Linked DNA regions of Homo sapiens: region 2 is linked to region 1. The links are chromatin contacts, found by Hi-C or POLR2A ChIA-PET in ENCODE. All regions are on one chromosome and are shown on one strand. Each heading gives the region's core, a stretch centred on a gene start or an enhancer-like site at or near the end of the contact. The rest is flanking DNA. Distances are from core to core; before and after follow the strand shown.

Region 1 (4,730 bases), core at 1,261-3,760:
CAAACTAACTCAGGAACAGAAAACCAAATACTACATGTTCTGACTTTACAAGTGGGATCTAAATGATAAGAACTTAAAAACACAGGGAAGGAAACACCAGACACGGGGGTCTACTTGAGGGGAGAGGGCGGGAGGAGGGAGAGGAGCAGAAAAGATAACTGTTGGGTACTGGGCTTAGTACTGGGTGATAGAATAACACGTACAACCTCCCCCCCCGCCCACTGCCGACATGTGTTTACTTATGTAGTACACCCTCACATGTGCCCCCGAACCTAAAAGTTAAAAAACATATAAACTATGTGATGCTGATTTTGGCATCCATGGCACTCTCTGTTCTTAGGGTTTTGTAGCTTTTACACAAGAATTGAATAAAAACTATCTTATCTTTCTGCATCACATAGAATGTAGTGTAGACTAAAATGCAAACATCTTCTGCTGGCTGTTGAGACTCAGATATGAAGACCGTTGAAAATGCCTCTTGTACAGTTACCCAGTTCCTGCTTCAGTGTGGAGAGGCAGAGAGGTGAACAGCCGGCTACCTTCGTGGTAAAAGAAGCTGAAATGAGCAGCTCTGTGCCATTAATAACAGTTTCGGCCAGCAGCCAAGGCTCAGAGTGTGGGATTAGCCTGAAGAATCAAGACTGCAGGGCCGGAACAAGGAGGTAGGCACAGTGAGGTCACAGTGCTGCCATCTGCATCCCGAAGCAGTGGGGGCCGAGGGGCTGCAGCAGACGTGTGCGCTGCTCCTTGGCGCAGGCTGGAAGGTCTTCCTGCTCCTCTGCTGGGGCTGGCTCCAGGAGCTGGCTGCAGTTCCCTGGGAGTCTGCTTTTTAAAGGGCTGTACGTGCGATTGAGTTGTATGGGAAATGGCTGCTCTGGGATTTTCTGGAGTCTTTACTAAAAATAAAGAAGCATACTCAAGCAGTTTGCATCTAGCATTTGTTCTTTGGAGGCACCATTCATGTTAAAGATGGTGTGTGTGGGACAGATCGCATTTCCGTGATCTTGTTTCAGATTGATTTTTTTTTTCTTCCAGAATCAGTCTTTTAGATGAGGACAGTGACAATGATGTTTTATATATTTTGGAATATTAAAATTTGAAGCAGAGAAAGGCTTTGCTCTGTCAGTGTTTAATACTGACGATTTAGACATATATAAGAAATGTATAGCCTTGTCTTTACAAAAAATAGAAAATTAGCCAGGTGTGGTGGTGCATGCCTGTGGTCCCAGCTGCTCTGGAGGCTGAAGTGGGAGGATCACTTGAGCCCAGGAGGTCGAGGCTGTGGTGAGCCATGATCGCACCACTGCGCTCCAGCCTGGGCAGCAGAGGGAGACCCTATTCTCAAAAAAAAAACCTACAGGCAAAAAACAAACTATAACTGAAATGTGAGATGTGGGTTTTAGCGGCACAGGGGAAGTGGTTTGCACGTGGGGTTATCTAGGGCTGGGTGCAGATGTCCCGTCCTCAGCACACAGGGCCAGCGAGGGCAGCTTGTGGGTTGTCACTGAAATGAGCTGCAGGCAGCATCCTGGGTAAACAGTTGAAATCTTAGTCATTCTGTTTATTTATTAATTATTATTTTTAAAGTTTTTGTGAGTACATAGATGAATGTATTTATGGGGTCCATGAGATGTTTTGATATAGGCATGCAATGCGTAGTGATGATATCATGGAAAACGGGGTATCCATCTTCTCAACTAGTTATCCTTTGTGTTGTAAACAATCCAGTTACCAACCCAACCTGGAAATTGAGTACCAGTAATATAGGCAGTTATCCACGTGGCTCTTTGAAACGTGGTCGCTAAGCTGTGCATGTTTGCAAACGTGGAAGCTGTTGTGTAGATGATGTTCACTCCCGTGAATATGCAGCTGTGATGTGGCCAACAGAAGGGAAGGAACACGCCTGTGTGCTCTACGTCTTCTGCAAGCCGGCACAGCTCCATGCGGGACCAGTGCTGATGCCAGAGTGAGGTGTGGGGGCTGTGGCCTGTGTCTGCCCGCACGTGGTGGCATTCTAGCAAAGCCACGTGGGTGGGTGCAGCATCTCCAGCCACCCTGGTTGTTAACTGTCACAGCTTGACCTGTGTCCTTGGGTCAAAAGTTGCATCTGGTGCCTCACTCACTTCCTCCATTGTTCAAAGCAGTAAGAGGGTTCAGTCTTTGGAAAGGAAGCATTTACTGGCTATTTGAAGAGATTGATTTCAGAAATTGAGCATCATAACTAAATCTGATTGTTTTGAAAGGATTTACTACTTTTCATTACTTTCATCCCAGTGTTCAATAAAAATAGGAAAAGAAAGGAAAGGTGTCCCCAGAAAGGGGCAGCCAGCACCCTGGCTTCCAGTACCTTCAGCAGCGTTGTCCTGTGGCCATGGATTGGCTTGCCGATGAGCAGTGGTTCCTCCCAGACTCCTCCCTCAGGGCCCTTCCTCTTGTGCAGCTGCTGTTTGTCCCTGGACCCTGTGAGTGGAGTCCGCAGCATTGGCTGTGACAGGCATTCCTCGTTAGGGCTGAGTCGCGTTATGCTGTGTGCAGACGCATTCTGCTTCTCTGTCATCCGCCAGGGGACACTCGGGTTTGCTGTTGGGAACCATGCTGTGTGAACTGTGAACGTCGAAGTACAACTGTCTTTTGGGGGCCCTGCTTTCAGTTCTTTTGTATATCTACCCAGAAGGGGAACTGCTGGATCATATGCTTAGTCCTTTTGTAATTTGTTGAGGAATCGTCACACTGTTTTTTTTTGGCAGTTGCACCATTATATGTTCCCACCAGCAATGCACGAGGATTCCTGTTTCTCCACAAGCTCACCTGCCCCCTGGTTCCCTGTGAGGTGCTGGAGACTGGCAGCAAGTGTCCTGTCCCCGGGACACGTGGTGAGCACAGTCCCTGACTGCCCTTCCTTCATGGTGTGACTTTTATCAGCAGATTTGACAGATGAGAGGTGAATCCTGGGTGTGTTGAAGCTGACTCACCCCGCCCCCAACCCCACTCATCTTCGAAGGTGTGTTGTAGCTCTGGCCGAGCCTACCTCTGAGCAGTGCCCCTAGATGGCTCCACCTTCCTTACACTGTCCCTCCTACAGACTCATCCTCATCCCCACCACTGCCCTTTGGCTATTCTGTGGTAGATTTTTAGAATAAAAGATGTCAAGCCTGGCTGTTGAACCATTAGCATTGGGACATGCCCTGCTGACAAGGCAGCCACCAACCCCTCCAAGATGGTCACAGGTCACTTGGGAGCTGGCCCTTCCCAGCAGCAGGATGCCTGGGACTCCGGGAGATTACAGCCACAGGGCCTGGGAGAAGCCTCAGGCTTTTGTTGTTTATTATGTGCATTATCCTTTTGGGGTCCCCAAAATTGTACCATTACGTTCTTTTTTTTTCTTTTTTCTTTTTTTTTTTTTTTGAGACGGAGTCTTGCTGTGTCGCCCAGGCTAGAGTGCAGTGGTGCGATCTTGGCTCACTGCAAGCTCGGCCTCCCGGGTTCATACCATTCTCCTGCCTCAGCCTCCCAAGTAGCTGGGACTACAGGCACCCACCACCACGCCTGGCTAATTTTTTTTTTTTTTTTGTATTTTTAGTAGAGATGGGGTTTTACTGTGTTAGCCAGGATGGTCTCGATCTCCTGACCTCGTGATCCGCCCGCCTCGGCCTCCCAAAGAGCTGGGATTATAGGCGTGAGCCACCGCGCCTGGCCCTGTTACATTCTTTATAGAGCTGACATTGGAACAAGCAGTGTCTGCTTGAAAGCACTGTTCTGAATGTGTCCAGCTGCTCCATCTGGCTTCCGGAGCTGGTGTCATCATCTAGGCAGGGTTGGCTGATGGATCACATCCTTCTCACCTCAGCGGATGGCTTGCCACCGAGAACTGTGCGTGTCTCTGGAATTCTCCACTTTACTCCCTTGACAAAGATGTCTCCTTTGGACGTCCTGAAAGTCTGTAATCAGTTTTTAAAAACCCACAATAGTTCATTGTTTGTAACCTATAAATGTTATAAACAAAGATGATCAGAAACGTGAGAATTAAAAAATACTTGTGTTTTGTTAGTGAAAAGCACTAGTTCATAGTAACTAAGGTTTTCCAGATTCTTTCTTGTATTTGTTTTGAGACAAGTCTCACTCCAGTGCCCAGGCTGGAGTGCAGGGGCGCTATCTGGGCTCACTGTCGCCTCAGCCCCCAGGGCGGGGCTCATGTGATCCTCCCACCTCAGCCTCCCAACTCATTTCTGGTGGTCTTGGGCGAGTCACTTAGCGTTCCTGAGCCCTGGTCTCCCGAGCTGTGCTGGGGGGAGCACCCTGTTCCTGTGGTGTTTATCTCATCGGTCACTCTGCCTTTCCATTGGGCTGCGCACAGGAGAGCCACAGACCCTTGCCGTGAACCGCCGTGGCAGGGCCTCGGTGCAGATGCGATTGTCAGGCTGCGCTCAGTAACACAAGACCTGCCCTCGACGGGTGGATGCTCATAACAAGATGAAGTTCAAGTGAGCATCTTTGGGTTTTTTCTTGTTTTACTTATTAATGGAAGAAACCCTTTATTTTTAAGAGACCTTCTTTTGATCCTGGCGATACTGTGACATTTCAGTCTATTTTTGAGTTGGTTGTGATACTCGATGTCTGGGGCCGTCCCTGCTGGAAGAGAGAGCGTTCAGAGCAGAGCATGTGCCGGACATGGGGCCACGTTCACCCCTGAGGAGCACTTTGAAATGGCTTTGAATTCTTGTCAGCCTTGA
Region 2 (4,730 bases), core at 1,259-3,758, 84 kb before region 1:
GTGAGCCACTATGCCTGGAGTAGAATTTCTAAAAGCAGTCTTGTATGCTGCTAGACCCTGAAGGGGCTCATGATAGCTTTTCTTTTCCTTGCTTTTGGAGAAGAAACAGTGGGCAAAGTTTGATGATTGGATTTCAGGTGATATCGAAGTCCAGGGCTGGACTAGCTCCAGGGTAACGCTGATGGCAAACCCTACACAACCCCCCTCCCTCCACTCCACCCCCCCGACCGCCCCGTTGCAAAAGTAGGCCGTTAGTGCTTTCTGGAGCCCAAAGAAAATGTTTAGTACGCACCTGCTCTTCCCAGCAAGTCTGTCATGTGCAAGGAGTTGCAGTGAGTGGCAGCCTGTTCAGAGTTGTGGTTCAGGGAGGAAGCATTGCTAGAGTGGGCTTTGGGCAGGAGCATTTATCTCATGGAGACAGTTTTCTGCTGACTGCATTTCCACCTGGAAGGGCATACAGAGTGTTGTTTCTTCTGCTTGTGATTTTAAAACTTGCATATCAGTATCTACCTGTTTTGAGTCTTACTAGTATTTTATGCAGGAACACAAAAAAAATACTTAACTACCTTTTTTGTAAAATACCGAAGTGAGTTGTTATTTATTTCAGATTTGAACTTTTCATTAACCTTTGTCCCAGCCTTGGTGAGTTACAGGGTACTATGGAAACTGTATTCTTGGTCTGCGGAGTTTCTGCCTCCCTGTTCAGCCTGACAGGCCGCTTTGTCTCTGCACACCTCTCCTTCGGTGTTGACGCCGGCCCGGCACGGCAGCTGTAGTTGGCACAGGCTTTGTTGGCACTTTCCTCCAAGACAAGCCCCTGCCCTCCCAGCAGGCTTGCTCTGCACTCACGGGCCTTGTTCCACCTTCCTGTGCAGATCTGTTTCTTAATGCATCTTGGTCATGGGTCATCACTGTTCACCCCTATTCAATTCATCCAGCTTGTGTATCTTTACATGTAATAAAGGGGTGTTCCCGCTCTTAAGAATTGCATTTCTCTTGCTTGCAAAAACTGGTTGAAAAGGCTTAACAGGTCTGGTAGCCTTCTGGGTGCGGAGGGTATTGCCTAAAGAATTTTCCATGCGTGGCAGGCAGCTAGTAGGTATGTGTCTGGCACCCTTCCATGTGGGTGGTGCTAATACTAGTGGTGCAGGGTGGTGCTTGCTGTGGGAATGGGAGCACCCTGTGTATCTCTTGTCTCTTACTGACTGGAAGGCATCTGATGCCTTGCAGAGCAGGTCCCAATCTGTGTGTGTTTTTTTTAAAGTATGGAATGCTTCACAAATTTGCATGTCATCATTGCACAGGGGCTATGGTAATCGTCTCTGTTGTTCGAATTTTTAGTACATGTGCTGGCCAAAGCAAGCATGCCATGCTTGCCTTGACTGTGAACAAGTTCGATTTGAAATACTTCACATTTGAGGCCGGGTGAGGTGGCTCACACCTGTAATCCCAGCACTTTGGAGGCCAGGGCGGGCAGATCACTTGAGGTCAGGGTGAAACCCTGTCTCTACTGAAAATATAAAAATTAGCTGGGCGTGGTGATGCATGCCTGTAATCCGAGCTACACGGGGGCTGAGGCAGGAGAATTGCTTGGGCCTGGGAGGCAGAGGTCGCAGTGAGCCAAGATTGCACCATTGCACTCCAGTCTGGATGACAGAGCGAGATTCTGTTTCAAAAAAATAAGAAGAAAAAAATGAAATACTTCACATTTGAAAAACTTCCTGGCTAGAGGAAAAATCCTTGCTTATGTCTAATGAAAGAGGCAGAGGCTGGGTGCTGTGGTGAGGTGTTGAGTGACAGTGTCAGGGCCCGTGGGAGGTGGTGGCCGGCTTGTGCTGTAAGGGGCAGGAGCGCCGGAGGCTCACCAGGCCGTGATGGGGTTGGAGTGAGAATAGGGCACACACCTTCCTGCCACCGGGGAGCAGGGTAAACAGCAGAACCTTGCTGTGCGTGTCTGGGTTCCAGCAACATTCCTGGTGGGTGGTGGGGAGGAAAGGACTAACCGTGTCAGCACCTGGCCTTTGTGGGACACAGGCCTCCTCCCTGGAGCTTCAGCTTTATCTGGAAATGAGTCTTTGATGCGTAAAACCGTTCCTGAATGATACTGTCCAGCTGGTGGAAACAGGTTTGTTTTGACCTAAAATCTAGGGGTATTGAGAGAGAGAGAAACAGAGACAAACAGCGTGTGGGGGAAGCTGTGCATAAAGGGGCGTTTGTGGGATTGTCTTTTACTCAGGATCCAGCTTGAGCCAAAATGGAGGAAGAGTCTTGGTCTCTACAAAACAGGTGGTTTTCTGAGACAGATTCAAAAGCATTTTCTAGAGAAGCTCTACTGCATCCCTCCATCACATTCAAAACATTGTTTCTAATTATGTTTTGAGAGTGTAGAGTTAGATTGTAGAATACTGAAATTAAATCCTTAGTGAGGAAAGCGTAGACATGACCTGGCATGTTCTCCAAAGCACTGGCACCAGTGGGCGTGCGTTGTCAGCTGGGGTGTCCTCCCTCTGCTGAGCCTCCTCCCCCTGCGGCCTTCGCCTTGGCCCTCGGTGCACTGCATCGGTGTGCCAACTGCTCACTGTGCACAGACCTTTTTCATACTGATGAATTCATGTTTATTACTTTTTAAAAAGTTTATTTCTTGGATCTTAGTCACAGCTAACCCTGATTTTGCTTTCAGTACAAGGATTTTTAATTTCTAGACCGGATTTGAGTTGTTTGAACGGAGGTCTGGTGGCTTTGGGAAAGGTCTTTGCATGGATGATGGGGGAAGGTGCCTTTTTGGTGAGTGCCATAGTCGGCTGCCACCTTGCCATCCAGAGAGATTCCTGCTTGTGGACACTGTTCAGTTATGCAGGGTATGTTTAATTTTTTAAGAGTCAGGTTTGCGTTTTTTTTTTTTTTTTTTTTTTTTTTGTAGGCGGAGTCTCGCTCTGTTGCCCAGGCTGGAGTGCAGTGGCACGATCTTGGCTCACTGCATAGTCCGCCTCCTGGGTTCATGCCATTCTCCTGCCTCAGCCTCCCGAGTAGCTGGGACTGCAGGTGCCCACCACCACACCCAGCTAATTTTTTGTATTTTTAGTAGAGGTGGGGTTTTACCATGTTAGCCAGGATGGTCTCCATCTGCTGACCTCGTGATCCGCCCGCCTTGGCCTCCCAAAGTGCTGGGATTACAGGCGTGAGCCACCGCGCCCGGCCAGGTTTGCGTATTTTTTAATAATTCTTTTTCTGAAGTTTTTTTCCTGACTGCTTTTGTTGCTGGGTGATGGAATATATTCTGACATTGGATGTGCAAGATCTTAAAAAAGTCTGTGTAATAGAGTCTGTGTAAGAGAGCCTGTGTTGAGAAGTTCTGTAGTCTCTTCAGAATGAAAATTCATTTAAATATTTTAGGACTTCACTCCAGAGGGTTTTAGCGCATGCATAGCGAGGAAACTTTTTTTTTTTTGAGACGGAGTCTCACTTTGTGGCCCAGGCTGGAGTGCAGTGGCTCGATCCTGGCTCACTGCGATCTCTGCCTCTCAGGTTCACGCCATTTTCCTGCCTCAGCCTCCCGAGTAGCTGGGACTACAGGCGCCCACCACCACGCCCGGCTAATTTTTGTATTTTTAGTAGAGACAGGGTTTCACGGTGTTAGCCAGGATGGTCTCGATCTCCTGACCTCATGATCTGCCCGCCTCGGCCTCCCAAAGTGCTGGGATTACAGGCGTGAGCCACTGTGTCTGGCCGCAAGGAAACTTATTTTTTATAAACCACGATGCGCTCTCTCTTTCCGTTTTGACTGTGACACACACCAGCCACACCAGGATTCATGCGCACTCACACGCATTGCCACACAGCCACAGATGTTCCTGTTGATGCCACATGGATTTATTTTCAGTCCCGGCAGGCTTGGAGGCAGGTGGCCCCCTTTCTGTAGCCCCTTGCTGGGTGGTGCCTGGATGTCCTCTGGCTTCTCCAGGGCTCTGCCCACGTTGCTGTGAGTTGGATTTTTTGGGGCCCTTAGTTTGTGCTTGATATTTTCTTATGCTTTCTTCCTTTCCCTCTTACCTCCTCCTCCCCCTCCTTTTGAGACAGAGTTTTGTCGTGTCATCCAGGTTGGAGTGCATTGGTACTCACAGCTCACTGTAGTGTTGACCTCCTGGTCTCAAGCAATTCTCCCACCTCAGCCTCCTGAGTGCCTGGGACTACAGGTGCACACCTCCATGCCCAGCTAAGTTTTTATTCTGTTTTTATTGTTACAAAGTTGAGGTTTCAGTGTGTTGCTCAGGCTGGTCTGAACTTCTGGCCTCATGTGATCCTCCCCCCTCAGCCTTCCAGAGTTCTGGGATTACAGGCCTGAGCCACCACGCTGGACCGAGACATTTTCTGGTGGTCTGCTTTTCCTAGTTCCACTGTTATTTATCCCTCCCCCCAGGGGAACATGTACATTTTACGTGAACATATTGATAAAATGTTCATTTCTAATTACAGCACACTGAATTCTTCCGGAGGAAGAATCCTGTGAACCCTGCCATTGTCCCCTTGAGGACTGGAGAAGTAGGAAGAGGCAGGGAAATGGTTGCGGGTGAGCACTGGGCTAGAGGTTCTGTGTTTTAGACCTCAGTCCTGAAAGGCTGTGATCTCCTCTGAGTCTCTGATTCTTTGTCAGCTTCCTCATAAGAGCCAAGTCACAGATTATGGAGTTAAGGTAGTGGGCTGCGGCTCAGACCCCACACCTGTGAGAGACA

Evidence for each region. A loop is a pair of places that touch in the nucleus more often than their neighbours do. ChIA-PET counts read pairs that join two places held with the same protein, here RNA polymerase II (POLR2A). Pooled maps may share reads with other maps.
Region 2: a map of astrocyte of the cerebellum shows a loop between it and region 1 (3-fold over the local background). The contact joins two enhancer-like sites. A Hi-C loop is called at or near these places in 2 of 168 maps with a recorded cell type or tissue (CD4-positive, alpha-beta memory T cell and astrocyte of the cerebellum), 4 of 37 single-sample maps with no recorded cell type and 9 of 50 pooled maps. POLR2A ChIA-PET finds 5 or more read pairs at or near these places in 11 of 52 experiments (BJ, CD4-positive, alpha-beta T cell, GM12878 and 8 more).

Annotation. Positions count from the first base shown.
Region 1 is chr16:89,355,456-89,360,185 of GRCh38, reverse strand. The region is part of intron 2 of ANKRD11 (ankyrin repeat domain containing 11); the gene reads left to right. The region is part of intron 1 of LOC128462377; the gene reads left to right. Among named protein-coding and RNA genes, the nearest start is that of ANKRD11, 130 kb to the left of the region's middle. RefSeq lists enhancers at 1,198-1,267, 1,475-2,361, 2,362-3,248. Within about 2 kb of position 2,510, at least 16 of the 41 ENCODE cell types and tissues checked have a DNase peak (open chromatin) inside an H3K27ac peak, as active enhancers do.
Region 2 is chr16:89,439,954-89,444,683 of GRCh38, reverse strand. The region is part of intron 1 of ANKRD11 (ankyrin repeat domain containing 11); the gene reads left to right. The region is part of intron 1 of LOC101927817 (a long non-coding RNA gene); the gene reads right to left. It also overlaps the pseudogene RNU6-430P. Among named protein-coding and RNA genes, the nearest start is that of ANKRD11, 48 kb to the left of the region's middle. Within about 2 kb of position 2,508, at least 27 of the 41 ENCODE cell types and tissues checked have a DNase peak (open chromatin) inside an H3K27ac peak, as active enhancers do.